2 separate regions of the Homo sapiens genome follow, and region 2 is linked to region 1. Evidence: chromatin loops called from intact Hi-C (ENCODE). Cell type or tissue: ascending aorta. All regions are shown on one strand.

The links. Hi-C counts contacts between places; a loop is a spot of excess contacts. Peaks named below come from ENCODE experiments on the same cell type or tissue, not always from the same donor. Only the 100,000 strongest peaks of a DNase experiment are listed, where the experiment ranks them.
Region 2: it touches region 1 in a loop (2.6-fold over the local background); 6 of 110 quality-filtered maps call a loop at or near these places.

What each region holds. Positions count from the first base shown.
Region 1 is chr18:10,138,115-10,146,114 of GRCh38, forward strand. No RefSeq gene overlaps it. Among named protein-coding and RNA genes, the nearest start is that of VAPA, 230 kb to the left of the region's middle. RefSeq lists an enhancer at 2,370-2,869. In ascending aorta, no CTCF peak of the experiment used is centred here; a DNase peak (open chromatin) is centred at 4,553; H3K4me3 peaks cover 993 bases; H3K27ac peaks cover 1,042 bases.
Region 2 is chr18:10,006,210-10,014,209 of GRCh38, forward strand. No RefSeq gene overlaps it. Among named protein-coding and RNA genes, the nearest start is that of VAPA, 96 kb to the left of the region's middle. In ascending aorta, a CTCF peak has its summit at 184; a DNase peak (open chromatin) is centred at 4,612; H3K4me3 peaks cover 405 bases; H3K27ac peaks cover 3,773 bases.

The sequences.
Region 1 (8,000 bases):
TGGTGTGAAGCCGTTGAGATTTAATGGTTGTTTCTAGCATGACCTACCATATTCTGATTACACAGTGGAGAGAGAATGAATGAGATATGTATATTAAGCACCTTGGACACATAATAGCTAACCACAGCTGTTACTGGTATTAGTCTAGATCCTGATACTAACTTCGTCAGTGACCTGAAGCACTCGCCTAGCTGAGGCTAAGTTTCCTCCTCTGTGAAAAGAGTAAGAACAGGGAACCATGAGGGTCCCTTCTAGGGTGAAGGTCCTGTGGATAGATACACTATGAATACTGACAATGGGGAAGAAATGAAAAGTGAAAAATTGTGGAGCAGAAAGCGTTGCTAGATCCAAGGAAAAGCAGGAGATCATGTAGTCAGACTCCTCTCAGTTTCCAGTCTCCCTGGAAGGGATCCTCCTCCTCCTCTGGGAGGAAGGAAGGGGAGAGAAAACTCCACTGGGGATTCCGGGCTGGCCGGGAGGCATGTGGTTAGCTTTCTCTCCTTGTAGAATCAATGAGTTTAAGAATCGGTGGGATTTTGTAGGAATTTGTCTTGTAAGGTTACAGTGTATTAAAAACTCTTGGAAACTGAAGTCCCGTCCCTTAGAAATAGTAGTCATATGGTAGAAAAATCTGGAAAATAGTAATGACTCAATAAATGTGTTTTTCTTTTCTCCTTTCTTGTCCAAGCTTCATAACTAATGCCTATCTCTTCTGACTAAAGAGAACTGCTTCTCTTCTTTTCTGTTCAGATATAAACAAGTGCTATTTTATACATCCAACATTCACTTTATGCGCCCATATATTTACCATTCACGATCTCTGGCATTTCATCTAAGAAAGCCTGTTAGGATTTCACTTAGTATGAGTCAGCTTGCAACTTGCATATGTTAGCTTCCATTGATACAGAAATGTCTTTCTTTAACTTTCTATGTATTTATTTTTTGAGACAGAGTCTCGCTATGGTTGCCCAGGTGGGAGTGAGGTGGTGTCATCTCAGCTCATTGCAACCTCCACCTCCCAGGTTCAAGTGATTCTCCTGCCTCGGGAGGCTGCCTCAGCCTCCCAAGTAGCTGGGATGACAGTTGCAAGCCACCAGGCCTGGCTAATTTTTGTATTTTTAGTAGAGACAGCGTTTTACCATGTTGCCCAGGCTGGTCTTGAACTCCTGACCTTAGGTGATCCACCTACCTTGGCCTCCCAAAGTGTTGGAATTACAGGTGTGAACCACCGCACCCGGCCTCTTTCTTTAACTTTCATTCTTGAAGCATGTTTTCCCCATGCACAGTGTGTTACTAGGTTGGCAGCTGATTTTCTTCTGTCCTTTGTAGATACATACCATTGCATTGTTTGCTGCCTTCTGTTTTTTTTTTTTTTTTTTTTTTTGGTTTTTGGGGTTTTTTTGTGTGGAACATTAGCTGTCAATCTATTGCTCACTTGAAGGTACTTGAATTTTTTTTCTCTGGCTGCTTTTAAGATTTTCTTTTTGTCTTTTTTTTTTTTTTTGCAGTTTTATGATGATATGTCTAGGTGTGCATTTCTTTATATTTATCTTTCCTGGGGCTTATAGAACTTCTTGATACTGTAGATAAATAATTAAACAATTAATCATTCTTTTGCTTAACAGATATTTACTGAGCGCATACCCCAGATCTTGGAGTCTAGTGGTGGGAGAAGACAGGAAATAGTTGATCTCAGCATGAACGATCAATGTGGCCCTGGTGGCAAGTGCATGTGCTTTGGGAGCACATCCTGTTGGGGTTGCTGTTGAAACCAAGTCCTGAAGGACAAGTAGAGGATCAGCAGGCAAAGCGTGTGAGAAGGCTGGAGAGAGTGTTTCCATATGTGGGTCTCCATCTGTAAAGCTCCAGGAGATGAGGGCATGAAGGGCATGTGGAACTGCAAGGAGGCCAGTGTGTCTGAAACATGGTGCAGGACAGCGGGATCTGTGGAGGACAGGGCCAGAGATAAAGCCCGTTTTTCCAGGGCCCATCTCCAGCCGCTGCATTTCTTTCGAGCTTTAGACAGACTATCTGCTTCCCATATGACATTTTTTCCAGGATGATTCAAGCCACTTCAAACTCAACTTGTCTGGAGCTGACTCATCCTTCTCAAATCTCAGCCTCCTCCAGAATCCCCGCCCCTGACTCAGTTGCACTCCTAGAAAACTGGACAGTGTTCCCTGCAGGCCTGGCAGCCCTGCAAGGAGGGAATGACTTGAGAAGAGTTTTTGCTTCAGAAAGCTCACCCTTGACTGCAGTGTGGAGCAAGGATTGGAGGGATGAACTGGAAGCAGGGGCCCCTGCGAGGGGAATGTTACTCTAGTGCAGGTGGAGAGGATACGGGCCCATCCACACTGGCAGCAGCAGAGTGGTGGGAGAGTGGAAAGGGGTGAGCAGCAGAAAGGAAGTCGACTTGGTGAGATTTGGTGACTGATGGGAGGGGAGGCAGACTGTGGGTTTGAAGCACTGGGCCAATGGCAGACTCATGTAGGAGTGAGAGGGGCCCTAGGACGGCAGTTGGTCAGGGTGGCTTTGGGCTTGTTGAACTGAAGTGGTGCCCAGGAGGAAGCTGAGCTGCAGCTCTTAGTTTCAGGCGAAAAATCAGCCCTGCAGACACAGGGCCGGGATTTGTTACCCAATCTGTTGTAAAGTGCTTCCTTCACAGTATGCCTTTGCTCTGAATAACTCTAACCCCACAGACTTACTCAAGTGTCACTTTACAAACTCTGACACAGTGAAAAAAAAGTCTCTCTTTTTTTCTCCTACCCCCATTTTCATGCAGGAAATAACAACAAAGACCCAGGTCAGAGATGAGTCTTTGTAGAGCTTCCCAAAGTGATTTGAGGCTGGGAGGCTATAGTCAGTGGAATATAGAATTTGTGCAAAAGCTGGAGAAGGCTGACAGTGGCGGTCAGGGAAATCTAAATTGGCCCCAGCTGACAACCTCATCCCAAGCTTGGTGGGGCCCCACCCCCTGCTGAGAGAGCCACCCATTCAGGCCCCTGGGCTTTGTAAATAGTTTCTGTTTAGTTTTCAGCTCACAAGAAGCAAGCACATAAAAGAGTTAGTCATCGGGCCGATTCAGCAGGGCACACATTAGCTAGATATTGACCTGGGCTCCTTTCACACCAGGTGAGTGATGTGTTGAATGTTGGAGCTGGGTAGAATCTAGCCTGAAAGTCTATATTAACTTTGCAGGGATTATAAAAGAGAAACTGAGGTTGCCTAAATGGGAACTATTTTCATGTGTTCAGATGGGTTGACCTGTGTGAGTACCCCAGGCTAAAGTAGCCAAATAGGAGAAGACACTGTGAGACTCACCCTGGTCTGTTTCAGCCGAATGAACTGAGGTGGGCAGAGAAGTTTATTTTTGAAATGGCCAAAGTCTCTTCCTGATTTGGTTGATCCAGCTGGGGCAACTCCTCACACATCCGAGGCTCTGGCTCTGCAGGGTAGCTCGGGGTGCTTGGCTGATGTTTGAGTTAGGGGAGAGCTTTCACATCTGTAGGGTGACAGAAGCCCTTATCACAGCATGATGCAAGCCACTGCTAGGAAGACACCCTTGGGGGCCAGCCATGCTCTGGGGAAACCAGCAAGTCACTTTGAGTTCACAAAGAGTTGGCTTTATCCAAAGGTCATGCCAAGGGATACTCTTCATGTTCCTGGAGTCTCCCGAGGCACGCCCTCCTGCCCGGGCATTTGTTCTCCACGGTCCCTGGGGAAAGCACCAGCTTTCACATACTCCAAGTCCTCCACCTTGTGACATCGAAAGAGGTATCAACAGTTTAAATCTGTGCACTGAGCATGTGAAAAATTCCATTTCCCACCCGCCACAAATTGTCTAAAAGACAGACTGATTTTATGACAAGAGTGTTTCTCTTCTCTATTGTTTACTTTCTTTAGTTCCTGATTCTTCATTTTCACACATTTTTATGTGGCCTGATACATAAATTCAACTTAACAGCAGCCATTGTGTTTAGGAAGCCCAGAGAATTCTTATTTTCCAACTGTTCACCAGCATTCTCTACTTGTGGAAAGTAAAACCCTTAGAGCCCAATGTGACTTATGCGCGGATATTTTTCAGATAATGGAGTAGCTACAAATAACCGATTTTCCTGTTTCTCCGAGCCTCTCCCTGACAGATAATGAAGTCATAAAGGGCATCATGATTTCAGTGCCGATACTGGAACCTCGTGTTCAGATTCAAACTCGCTTTGTTCTTGACTGTGTGACTGAAAGCTGGAAAATAAGCTGTGACTCAAATTTTTGTCTGGATAATTTATATTGTAATTAGTTAACTAATTAATTAATTTATGAACAAGTTGTGGGTTGTTAGATTTAAATGGACACAACTGAGTGTAAGTTCTAACTTTTCCTTGTGAGACGGGACCCCTGGCTTCAGTTTCTGTGCAAAATAAAAATCGAGCTATGTGATTTTTAAAGTGCATTCCAGCTCTGTTTTTTCCCAGGTCTGTGATTGGAAAATATCCCTGACTCACAGCCCTTGCTTCCCGGTGCCCTGGCTCTCACCCTCACGTTGGCCCAGCACTTAGGGCTCCCCTCCCTGGCCTCTGCCCAGCTATGCGACTTGGCGCCCTCTTCCCTTTATAACACTGGTGCCCTCTCCCAAGTCCAATTGTGAAAAATTCTGAGACTAGGTTACCCTATGCTATGTTCCTGCTACCCCTCCTCCTGAAGCCTGCTCCCTCCCTTCCCCCATGCAGCCAGCACGGGAAAAAACACTTAGAGTAGATCGAGTTTATCCCCCACGTTCCCTCACCCCGCCCACATGCCCTCATCCCCTCTCCTGCCACCAGCAACCTCCCTCCTGAGAGCCCCAAGTCAGCATTCTCGTTCTGCGCAGACCGTCTTGTGAAAGCAGAAAGCCACCTGATGAGCAAGTTCACATGGACATGCCAATGACAGTGCAGTCTCCTTCTTGGGAGGATTGCCCATCTATTGGGTGTTTTGTATGTGCCAGGTGCACTTTTACTCCTCTTTCAACGATGTGATGAGGTCATTATTATCATCCTCATCTATAGTGCATGCTATAGAAGCCCTGAGCAGCCCTCGCAGGGCCTGCCATGTGAATTACCTTGCCAGTGACTGGAATCTGCTTTAAGAAGATAGAGCTGGTGGACAGGCGTGGTGGCTCATGCCTGTAAACCCAGCACTTTGGAAGGCCGAGGCAGGCAGATGACCTGAGGCCAGGAGTTCAAGACCAGCCTGGCCAACATGATGAAACCCTATCTCTACTAAAAATTAAAAAAAATAATAAAAAAAATATTAGCCGGGCATGGTGGCAGGCACCTGTAATCCCAGCTACTCTGGAGGCTGAGGCAGGAGAATCCCTTGAATCTGGGAGGTGGAGGCTGCAGTGAGCCGAGATCGTGCCATTGCACTCCAGCCTGGGCAACAAAACTCTGTCTCAAAAAAAAAAAAAAAAAAAGAGAGAGAATATAGAGCTGGGGCACAGATGTTCACACAAGGTGATTACTGGAGCCAGTGGTCCTTTGGCCTTGAGACTACGGATCCCTGATGCTGTCATGGAGGGAGGCAGAGGTGCCTTCCCTGGCCCTCTTCTTGCCAGTGCCATTTGGCTCAGTTCTACAGACAAGTAGCATGAAGACCAGCTGGCTGCATGGCTGCCTCTGTGTACCCTGCATGGTCATCAGGCCACTCTGGGCTGCTCCCACCACAAATCATTCTCCTTCCACTCTGGCGTCTCTCCAGGGTGAGTCCTCACATTATTGCATGTTATTTTTGGTGGAACGGGAAGGGAATGTCACTAGCTTTGCTAAGGTTCATTATGTTAATATTGTAATTTCCCTCAGGAAAATGAAGAAGAAAAACATCTAGATGCCAGGCACTTATTGACTTCCAAGAACAAAACCTAAATATTCACTGCAGAATCTAAAAACATGTGAATCCTAAACAGCAGACTGCCAAAACCAAGCATGTTTGCTGATGTTGATTGTGAATGTGTGTCAGGAGTGGATATTTAGGCATAAATTTCAGGCTGTCTCTCTCCTTTTATTTTAGATCTAGGCACAGAGGTCACTCTGAGCTTCCATTTGGACAGCTGCCTGTTCGTGGGAAGATCACCAAGCTCTTAACCCAGGAAGGGATGCTGTGCTGCATATTGGCGTTGTTGTGAGGTCAAGAGAGATTTCATCCCTGCTGTCCTTCCTCAGATGGGTCATTATGTCTGGATTCAGGAAGAGAATATGCAAATGTTGAGTCTGTGCCTCTTAACAAACTCATCCTGCATGAAAAATCATTATTTACTTCATTTTGTGCCTTTTTTTTTTTTGTCTCACTCTGTCACCCAGTCTGGAGTGTAGTGGTATCATCTTGGTTCACTGCAACCTCCACCTCCCAGATTCAAGTGATTCTCTTGCTTCAGCCTCCCAAGTAGCTGGGATTACAAGCGTGCACCACCACACCTGGCTAAATTTTGTATTTTTAGTAGAGATGGGGTTTCACAATGTTGCCCAAGCTTGTCTCAAGCTCCTGACTTCAAGTGATCCACCTGCCTCGGCCTCCCAAAGTGTTGGGATTACAGGCATGAGACACTGCCCAACTCATTTTGTGACAATTTTTAATGATGACTTGGTATTTAGATCAAAAGATCCAACCTGAGCAATAAGTTTGAGAGAAACAAAAGTAACTTGGAAACATTGGAAATTCCTATTCAAAGCTTTCATGTTACTGGACCACTTGCTTTAACTGGTGAGGCACAGATAGTCTGTCTTTGCATCCCACTTCTTGCAATGAACATTGAGATTAAGTATGTCTGCTCAAGGCATTTTGCATTCAGGTCCTATCGAAATAAGGGAAGGGAATAAAAAGGAAAGGGAGACTGACATAATGTTGTCTGATCTCTGGCATCTCAGTAGGAATCGAAATGTGCTCAAGTCAATTAGGTTATGCTCTTAGATGTCTTCATGCTCATTAACAACACAAGGAGCCCTTGACTAAAATGACACTAACCACATGCAAGTAAGGTGTGATCAGACAGACCCAGGCCACAAACAGTTCTGCACATTCCAACTGTTCCATTCATTGCCCTTTCGGGAGGGAATCTGAGAGCTATGCTTGATGAGGAAAAGCCCTTCTCTGGTAGTTTGCTGGTTCCCTAGTGGTCACCTCATCCCTGCCACATGCACAGACACACTGAGCACCCATTTGCAAGGCATTGCTTACGAATTGATCAAGGGTCAGAGATGAAGTGGAGGGAGGCAGTATTTTCAGTGGACGTAAGCCCTGAGCCCATGTGCTGATGCCCAGGGGCATGTGTTGGGCACTCAGGGTATGTGTAAGCATCTGCCAGCCTTGGACAGGGAAGGAGAACCATTCCGAGTGTGCACTGTCTGGGATCACACAGAAGGACCTCCCAAGCCTGGCTGTGACAGTCACTTTTCCAGCTATTGTTCATCTGCTCAGACACAGGCCTGGCCTGACAAGGACAGGGGTCAGGAGAGAACACTTCAGCAAGGAAGGAAGGAGGGCTCTGAAGTCAGTGTGAGACTCTTCCATTTGGAGTGTCATCCAAAGGGCTCTCCCAAGCCCTGGGGCCTGAGACCTGGGGACGGACAAAGAGGCCAGCACATGGAATGCTTGCAAGCAACAGGCAGCTTGAAGTAATTAGGCATGAATGAAATCACAGCAGGTCTTGCAGTTGATACCTGAGTGCTCCATTGGCAACTGAAGTCATAAAAGTCCACTGAAGAGAGGCCAGAAAATAATGTTAGAAAAGCCAAAAGGAATAAGAAAACGTTTTGAAGAGGAGTTTTTTTGAAAAGGTGCCTTGACGAGTATGGCGGGATAATGGGCAATCCAGTTGCCTGTGTGGATCCTTCAAATGCAAGTTGCAAGCAAATCTGCTCCTAGTTAGTGTCACCCCTGGGACACAGCATATCGCGGGTGATTGCCATAGGCTAGTGTTTCTGAAGCCTTTGACCATGACTTACCCTAAGAAATACATATTACATCCTACC
Region 2 (8,000 bases), 130 kb before region 1:
CATTTCCTCACTATCTACTGAAACAATCCAAGGGAGCATTGGTTTAATATGTGGCTGGTGACACCCAACTCCACCTGGCTGGTCATGGGCTCCACCTAACACAGAGGCCACGCACAGCCCCAAACCCTCCCTTTGCTCTTCAGCAGTCTTTGTGCTACTCCCTGAGCTTTATTTTTAAAAGCCTCATGGGGGCAGTGAATCTACAAATATTGTATTTCAATCTACAATGGGCTTTAGCTCAAGGTCAGAAGCTATGCCTGAGACAGATGGCCCAGGGCTTTGCTGGCACTTCAGGGAAGTGTGTTAGACACACAGAAATGGTCTTTGCAGTTGCTTATGATGGGGGTGGAGACAAGAGCCTAAGGAGAGGGTTTTGAGATTTGAGATGCTCATGATTTCTTTGTCCATGAGTAAGAAGTGCATTTTAATCTTTCTGCAGCCATATCCTGCCATCTGGCCTTGTGGCAAAATCCAGAGAATTGTGCCTGAAGACCAAAGGCAGAACATGGCCCTGACTCTTGTGTAACTTCCCCCAAAGTCCTCGTCAGTCAGGAGACACTATTGTGCTGCCATGGGCAGCAGTGTTTGATAAACAGCAGTCCCGCATTTCCCTCCCATCTGTGTACGCAAAAGAATCCATAAATTAGAATTTCATGCCTCATTTTTATTTCTTTAGTGCTAAATGCAATGTCAACTTCGAAATTCCCAGGGGCAACAGATTGTGAATATTCAATAAATCACGCCACTTCTTTTGCACTGTTTTCTTGTTTTTATAGTGATACAGTTGAACTAGGTAATTTTCAAGGTCCCTTTCAGGTCAAAATCCAACTATTTTTGAGAATCCTGAGATCCAATGAGCACTGCTCAAAGGCTGAAGATATTAACACTGGAGTAGGTGGCACACAGCCTCACATCTCCTACCCAGACAGGCAGGTGCCAAGGACATAGCAAAAGGCAGCAGTGTTTGTATGTGAAATTTCCACTTTATAAAGCACCCTTACGAGGCTACCTATGTCTGCTAAAGCTGGGAAATCCTTTTTTTCTTTGAAGGTCCTAGCTGGCTGCCTCCTTCCACTGATGCTCCAGGCAGCATTGGGGCACAGTATGATGGTCAGGGGCGAGGAGATGGCCAGCCCTTCACAGCTTTCCCTGGCATCAACCCAAGGTAACTTAGCTGATGCCCTGTGTCTCAGCTCTTCATCTGGAAATGGGTAAGGAGGATGCTGTTTGTGACATTTGTGTGTCCACAGGTTGGCTAAAGGTTTGATAATGAGTATCAGCCTTTGTAAGGTGCTTGCCAGTTGACAGAGAGCTTCCATCTTCATGCTGTCTTATCCACCAGGAAGACTAACTAAATATTATTATTATTGTCGCCCTTTTATAGATGAAGCAACTAAAGCACCAAGGAGATTGAGTGAGTTGCCCTTTGTATGAGAGCAAGTAAGTGGCAGACTCGAACCCAGATACTTAGACGCTAATCCAGGGCTTTCCCCTATGCCACACTGTCCCCAAGCAATTCTAGACTGAATCTGTCCATAACTTTGTTTACCATCATTCTTGCCCATGTAATCACTTGGCATGTAGACCCTCCAGCTGCTGCCTTTTATTCTGTCTGTCCCTTCTACCTTATTTGCATTTCTCATTACGTGGTGCTCTCAATGAAAAGGAACTTTAGTGATTACTATTTTGTTTACTTTGTTACATCTATACTCCCCAAGGAATGTTTAATAGATAAGCAGTTTTGGAAAAATATCAAGGAAAGTGAGCAACGATCTATCTTGATGCCTACAATGAACAAAATTTGCTCGTGCAGTTCTCATGTCCATCCTTCCATCCAACCATGCATCCAACCCAAAATGTAGACACGCATCATCCACTAATCCTTCCATCCACCTTTCCATCCATCCATCCACATACCGACCCACCTATCTACCCACCTATCCATCTACCTCATCCACCCACATATACATCCATCCAGTCACCTAACCACCTATCCATCCATCCAACCATCCACTCACCTATTCATCCACCCATCCACCCACCTATTCAGCCACTCACTCACTCACCTACCCATCCATCCACCCATCTGTCTATCCACCCACCCATCTTTTCATCTATCTACCCACCCACCCACCCATCTATCCACCTATTCATCCACCCAACCATACTATCTACACAACCCACCTATCAACCCACCCATTCACCCATCCATCCACCCACCTACCCACCTACCCATCCACCCACTCTTTCCACCAATCTAACCATCCACCTATCCATCCACCCACCCATGCACCCACCCACCCATCTATCTACCTACACTCCCATCCACTCACCCATCTACTCCACTCACCCACCCATTCACCCATCCATCCATCCATCCATCCATCCATCCATCCATCCATCCAATATTGGCTATATACCTACTATTGACCAGGATGTCTGAAATACCTCTGGCTACGATATTGAGCAAAAACTACATGGGACCTTATCGTCAAAGAAGTAAATAGGTACAATTATGTGTGAGGTGCGTTCTGGTCGGGGGGGTGCAAGTGTAAATGGAGCCTTCTGCCACTCTGGCCTTAAGCCCTTGTTTAGCTCCCATGTTCCCTCACAGGCATTCCACGAAGATGGTTGATTTATCATCAAAGGGCATTATTCTTTTGGTACTTTCACAGGCTGACTTATCCCATTTAGTTATCCATGTGTATGTGTTATTTCTTTACATGTATGTATAGGTGCTTGGTTGCTTGAGCTGAAATCCCACACTTGGCTAGAGCAGATTAAAGGTGCGGTGGCCTTTCCGAGCACTTATTACTTTGTGAATGTCCAAGGTGCTTTTGTGTTTAGCTGAAGGTGATGATGGGCTTGTTTTTGTTTTGGTGGTATGGCAGGGAGGGAGGTTGAAAGAGGGTATGGAAGGGCACAGCTTCCCCTCTGCCCTCTGGTCTGGACTGGCCTTTAAGGAGGGTGCATTTGGGGCCAAGAACTAAGAAAGCTCTTCTATTACAGACATTATGAGACTGAGTTTTCCCCGTTCTGTCAGGTTCCTGCATTCATCTGGCACCCTAAGGCGGCTAGCTTTGAGCATTGGAGGACAGTAACAGAAGGAGGAGACTCACGTTCTCCCAGTGAACCATAAGCAAGGCCAAGGAGGGGGCCCTGCCAGTCTTCAGTGTCATGGTGCCCACATGAGGGAGTCTGAGAGGAGAAGGAGGTGGTAGGTGCAGCTGAAAGGCTGCCTGGGAGAAGGGAAGTTCCCGCGGACACGCTCAGGAATCTTCTAGGGGTGCGGCTGCTGAGGGTCCTGGGGTAGCCCGTGGAAGAGACGGGCCAGGAAGCCCCACCTCACATCCCTAATGCATAGAGGGCACAGGGGCCGGGGACCCCCACTCACACAGGCTGCATTTGCTGTGCTTCTTCCTCCACCGCCCAGGGCCAAGGGTCAGATTCACCTCCTCCGCGCCTTGTTTTGCAGCCTGCGCGGCTGCAGGGACATGTGGGGCTCTGAGCAGGCGCGGTGGGCAGGCTCCTCTGGTTTGTGGGAGTGCTACGAATGCCTGGGCTCAAAGCTTGGCCTTGATGACGTCTTAACAGTGGCTTCCCAAGTTGCCCCATGGAATTCTCTCCTCCTGGTGTTTGGCTGCTGCACCCCGTGCAGGCCTGTCCTGCTGCGGAAACTCCTCTCCCTCCTGCCGCCTCAATACAGTTGACTCCTCCCGTGCCTGAGCGCCCTGCTTGTCAGCTCCCCGTGGTCCTCTCCAGGGTCCGGTGCTTTCCGTGGAATGTCCAGAAAACTCCACCTTCCTCTCTTTTGGTGCTCTTCACCTTTCCACCTGTGATGGAAGCCGCTTCTGCGCAGGGCTCCTCTCCCCCTCTCTCCCATCTTCTCCTGGTCAGCGGGGGCTGTGGGGGAGAATTTTGCCTCCTGGAGAGCTTGGCACATACTGGACACCCAACCGAGGACAGCGGCGCCTTCCTGCTAACCTCTCCTGTCAAGGACTGCTTATTACCAAGGGGCAAGGACGACTCCTTTATATGTCACCTCAGGGCAGCATTTAAGTCAAGATTTAAAATTCTCGATGCTGCACAGGAGAAGTCACTGGGACAAACAATTTCCTTTGGAAGTTACAGTTTGATGCCTTTCAGCGAGTTAAGCAGACACTGAGCCCACCCTGAACTCTAACTGTAGGCCCCCCCTTTTTTAAAACAAACAAACAAATAAAAACCTAGCATTATGGGCACATAGATCATGGCTATAAAGAGCCACAATGGAAACCCCCCAAAAGCCAGCTCAATTATCAGCATCAAAACTGCTGAGCATTTAAAGGAGCATCTCGACGAAGGTAATTATGGGACCAGCATCATTCTGCTCATTCTCAGTCCTTCAGCCTATACAGCGCACTCTGAGATGATGTTTTCCTCTTGTTTATTTAGTTGATCTCCAAGAGCAGGGAGGATTTATCCCCACTAATCCGTGGACCATAAATCCAGCTCAGGCGGGCTGCAGCCCCGTCCTGCTTGGCCCCAAGCTCAGATGCCCAGTGGAAAACATCACAGTGATTGGGTGAGGGCAGCACATCACGCTCACTGTTCTCATTCTGGCCGGGAGATTCCTTGGCACAACTTGTCCCAAATTCCATTACAGCAACGTGATGGAAATTTCCTGGCATCAAGGATTTGTGCAGCCCAGTGTGCACACAGTGAGCATTTGACTCTGCATAGCAAAAATGACACAATCTGTATAGAGCTGTGTGGTTAGTAAAATGCTTTCACATCCCATCCCAGGTCTTTTTGATTCTCAGAACTATCTGTGAGGTAGCCAGGGCAACTGTCAAATGCAGTATAATTAGAGTTCTTTGGTGGCAAGTAACAGCAACTGATTTTTGCTAACTTTAGCAAAAAAGGAATTTATTGGGGGAGGGAGGATATAGAGGGACTCATATAGTTGAAGGATCAGCTAAAGAACCAGGCTGAGATAAATCGGCTTATATTGTCCATCCTTGGGACCCTATGCTCATGAGTCAAATGAGCTGGGAGAAATTCCAAGAGGCCCAGCATGGGTCAGCACCTGTCCCCTGTGTAGGGTGGGGTCTCTTTGCTGATAGAGGCCTGCCAGGAGGATCAACAGTGGAGGGTTATTGGGGCCAGAGCTGAGGGAGTTTATTCTCAAAATGAATCTGAGATTCTCTTATCAGGTTAAGGAGGTCGATAGGTCGAAACCGACCATGTGTATCATCACCTCCACTTTGCAGATAAGGAAATCAAGATGCCAAGAAGTTCAGTGATTTATCCAGAAAGCCACAAATGTGAAGCTAAGGCTTTAATTCAAGCCATCTGACTGAAGTCCAGTGAGCTCCCAGCCTGCGTTCTGAATTTATTGTGGAAACAATGCAAGATCAGCAAAGACCACTTTGAAGATACCCATCAAGCCACCGGTGTAACATTTGCCCATTTCTTCCCAGACTTGCCCTCAGTTCATTTTCTTTGTCATCCAGTTTCAGTCCCAGTGTCCCTGTGCCCTGCCCACTCATCCGCATTCTCCTCGGACTGGTATCTTCGGCAGGCTTTGGTTTTATGGTGCAAATGGCAAACCACCAACAGCAGAAGGAAGTTTTGTTTGGAGTCAGGGGATGCCTTGTAAGTTACAGAAATTTACAAGGGCAAAGGCAGCCATGTGCTCAAGATTTAAACTTCCTCTAGATGCTTCTTGACAGAAACCATTGGGACAAGTCTTCAACTTCTGAAATTATATTTTGAAGGCAGTGCCACACTTTTGCTGAGGGTGAGTGGGTGGATTACTACATGAAGGGACAGTAGGAGATGCCTCTGTTAATGGATTATTCTTTCATGGGGTTATCCACACAAAAACAACACAACTCAATGTCAAGTGCCTTTTAGGCCTCCCTTTAATTTTAAGGATCTGAAGAAGGAGGTAGCAGATGGAGACACTGAGCCACAGAGCCACACACCTACAGCCATATGATAAATCAGCCATGAGTCCAGAGAACCAAGTCTACTTTTCCTGATTCCAGAGGCTCTGGATGAAGTCAAAGCAATTGTGTTCCAGGTGCTTGTTGCTGTTTTCAAGATGAGTGCACAGCCAACATTGGTGCCTCGATGGGCCTATCTCCTTCCTGGAATGGTAAGCCACAGTACCCGTCCCAAAAGGATGAGCTCTGAGAGGAGCTGAGCGTACAGGGACTCTGAGACAGAGCCCCAGCATTGTGGAAAATGTGATGGCTAGAATCTGAGGACACCTGGGACTGTTATGTTTAAACTGCCAACAGCTCTTCTGTTTTTCTAGGTGGAAGTTTGGGTTATTCTTTCCAATTACTTCTTTGGGGGAAAAGACTTCAAAGGGCCTTTGGTTGCATCCTACAGTACATCGGGGAGCAGCCACAGTCACATGGAGGTGAAGAACCCTTTCCTTATGTTCTGTTCAGTTCTTGCCTATGGCCAAGCTAAGCCCTGTTGGATCTGGGCCAGAGCCAGGTGATATTTACTGCCCTACACACACTTTTGGCTCCCATGCACCTCGGTCAAGGGTCCCTGCCCTCTTGACCAGGGCGGTGATGGGGCTCATGGAGTGGTGCAGTGCCCTGGTCAGCTGGTATCTCAATGGCCTGGACTCTGGAGGGAAGGTCCTGGGTGCCTCCTTTCTTTCTTGCCCATTGTTGGGGAACAGACCTTGCGGGATGGGCTCTCTTGGCTCCTAGCTTGGGATTTTGGATGAAAGGCTTGGACCTCTGCTCCACGAGTGGTGAATTGTAATTCTGATTTAAATATGATCAGATATTTTAGAGCCGTATGAAGGGAAGAAAGAAGTGCATTTATGATCCAGTTCTTAAAATAAGAAACTTGAACTTACTAGTCTGATAGCATGGACTGACATAATTGCATTCTGCAGATCATCATGCAGAGCTGGTTTAGATAAGGTATCTTTTCTCCCCCTTGCTGATTTTTGGAGAGGGAGAGGCCCTGGACACTGGTAGAGGCACCATTATAAAAGCACTCAGAGGCGGGTCGCAGTGTCACATGCCTGTAATCCGAGCATTTTGGGAGGCTGAGGTGAGAGGATTGCTTGAGCCCAGGAGTTCGAAGCTACAGTGAGCTATGATTGTGCCACTTCACTCCAGCCTGGGAGACAGAGCAAATGAGACCCTGTCTCAAAAAATTTTTTTTTAAATAATAAAAGCATTCTGAAAGAGTGGTGGTGGGTAAATCACACAATTCGTCTTTCTAATTGGGAAACTCATTGGGTGAAAGGGGCAGCTGGAAACAACCAGTCCAGGATATATCGGATGATAGCTGGACTGTAACTGCCATGCAAGCTGAGATACTGGAGGGCTGGGGACCCTATGGACACTGTTTGCAGCTGTATCTGGCATTCATTTTTAATATATTTCTTTTCTCCTCTTTTTTGTCATTCCCCCTGTTATCCACAAGTCCTCAATATATTTTTGTAGAAGTTACAGCCCGATCTTAGTGCTGGGAAAATCGAGGGAGGGGCTTGTGTCCATGGTAGCAGGAAAGGATACAGGAACAGGGACAGAGCCTGGGGAAACCGCTGTGATAGCAGGCAGTGGGGTGCACGTCCTCCTTGTGATGAGGCAGCCAGCCGAGGAGACCAATGACAGCAGCCTGGACCCACGGGCTCTGCAGATCTTCTATGGGCGTCCCAGAGCCCTTTTGGAGGGAACTTGGTGAAGGATGGGGTTCCCTGCATGTAAGTGTGGAGTGGGGGCTGGACTGTCGTTATCTGGGCATTGAGGGCCATATGGATAGCACAGAACCAAAGGGACAAATGGCCACTAGACTACCCTATGACTTGGCTCTGATGACTCCCAGACACCGTGCCATTCTCCTTGCTCCGCCTTATCTTCTGAGAGTCCTGGCATGGCTCCCTGACCCTCCACCTCGTCCGTGTTACTCTACAATGACAGGCCACAATGAGGACACAGAGTCAGCAGAGGGCCAGGCAGCTGTTCACCTCTCCCATC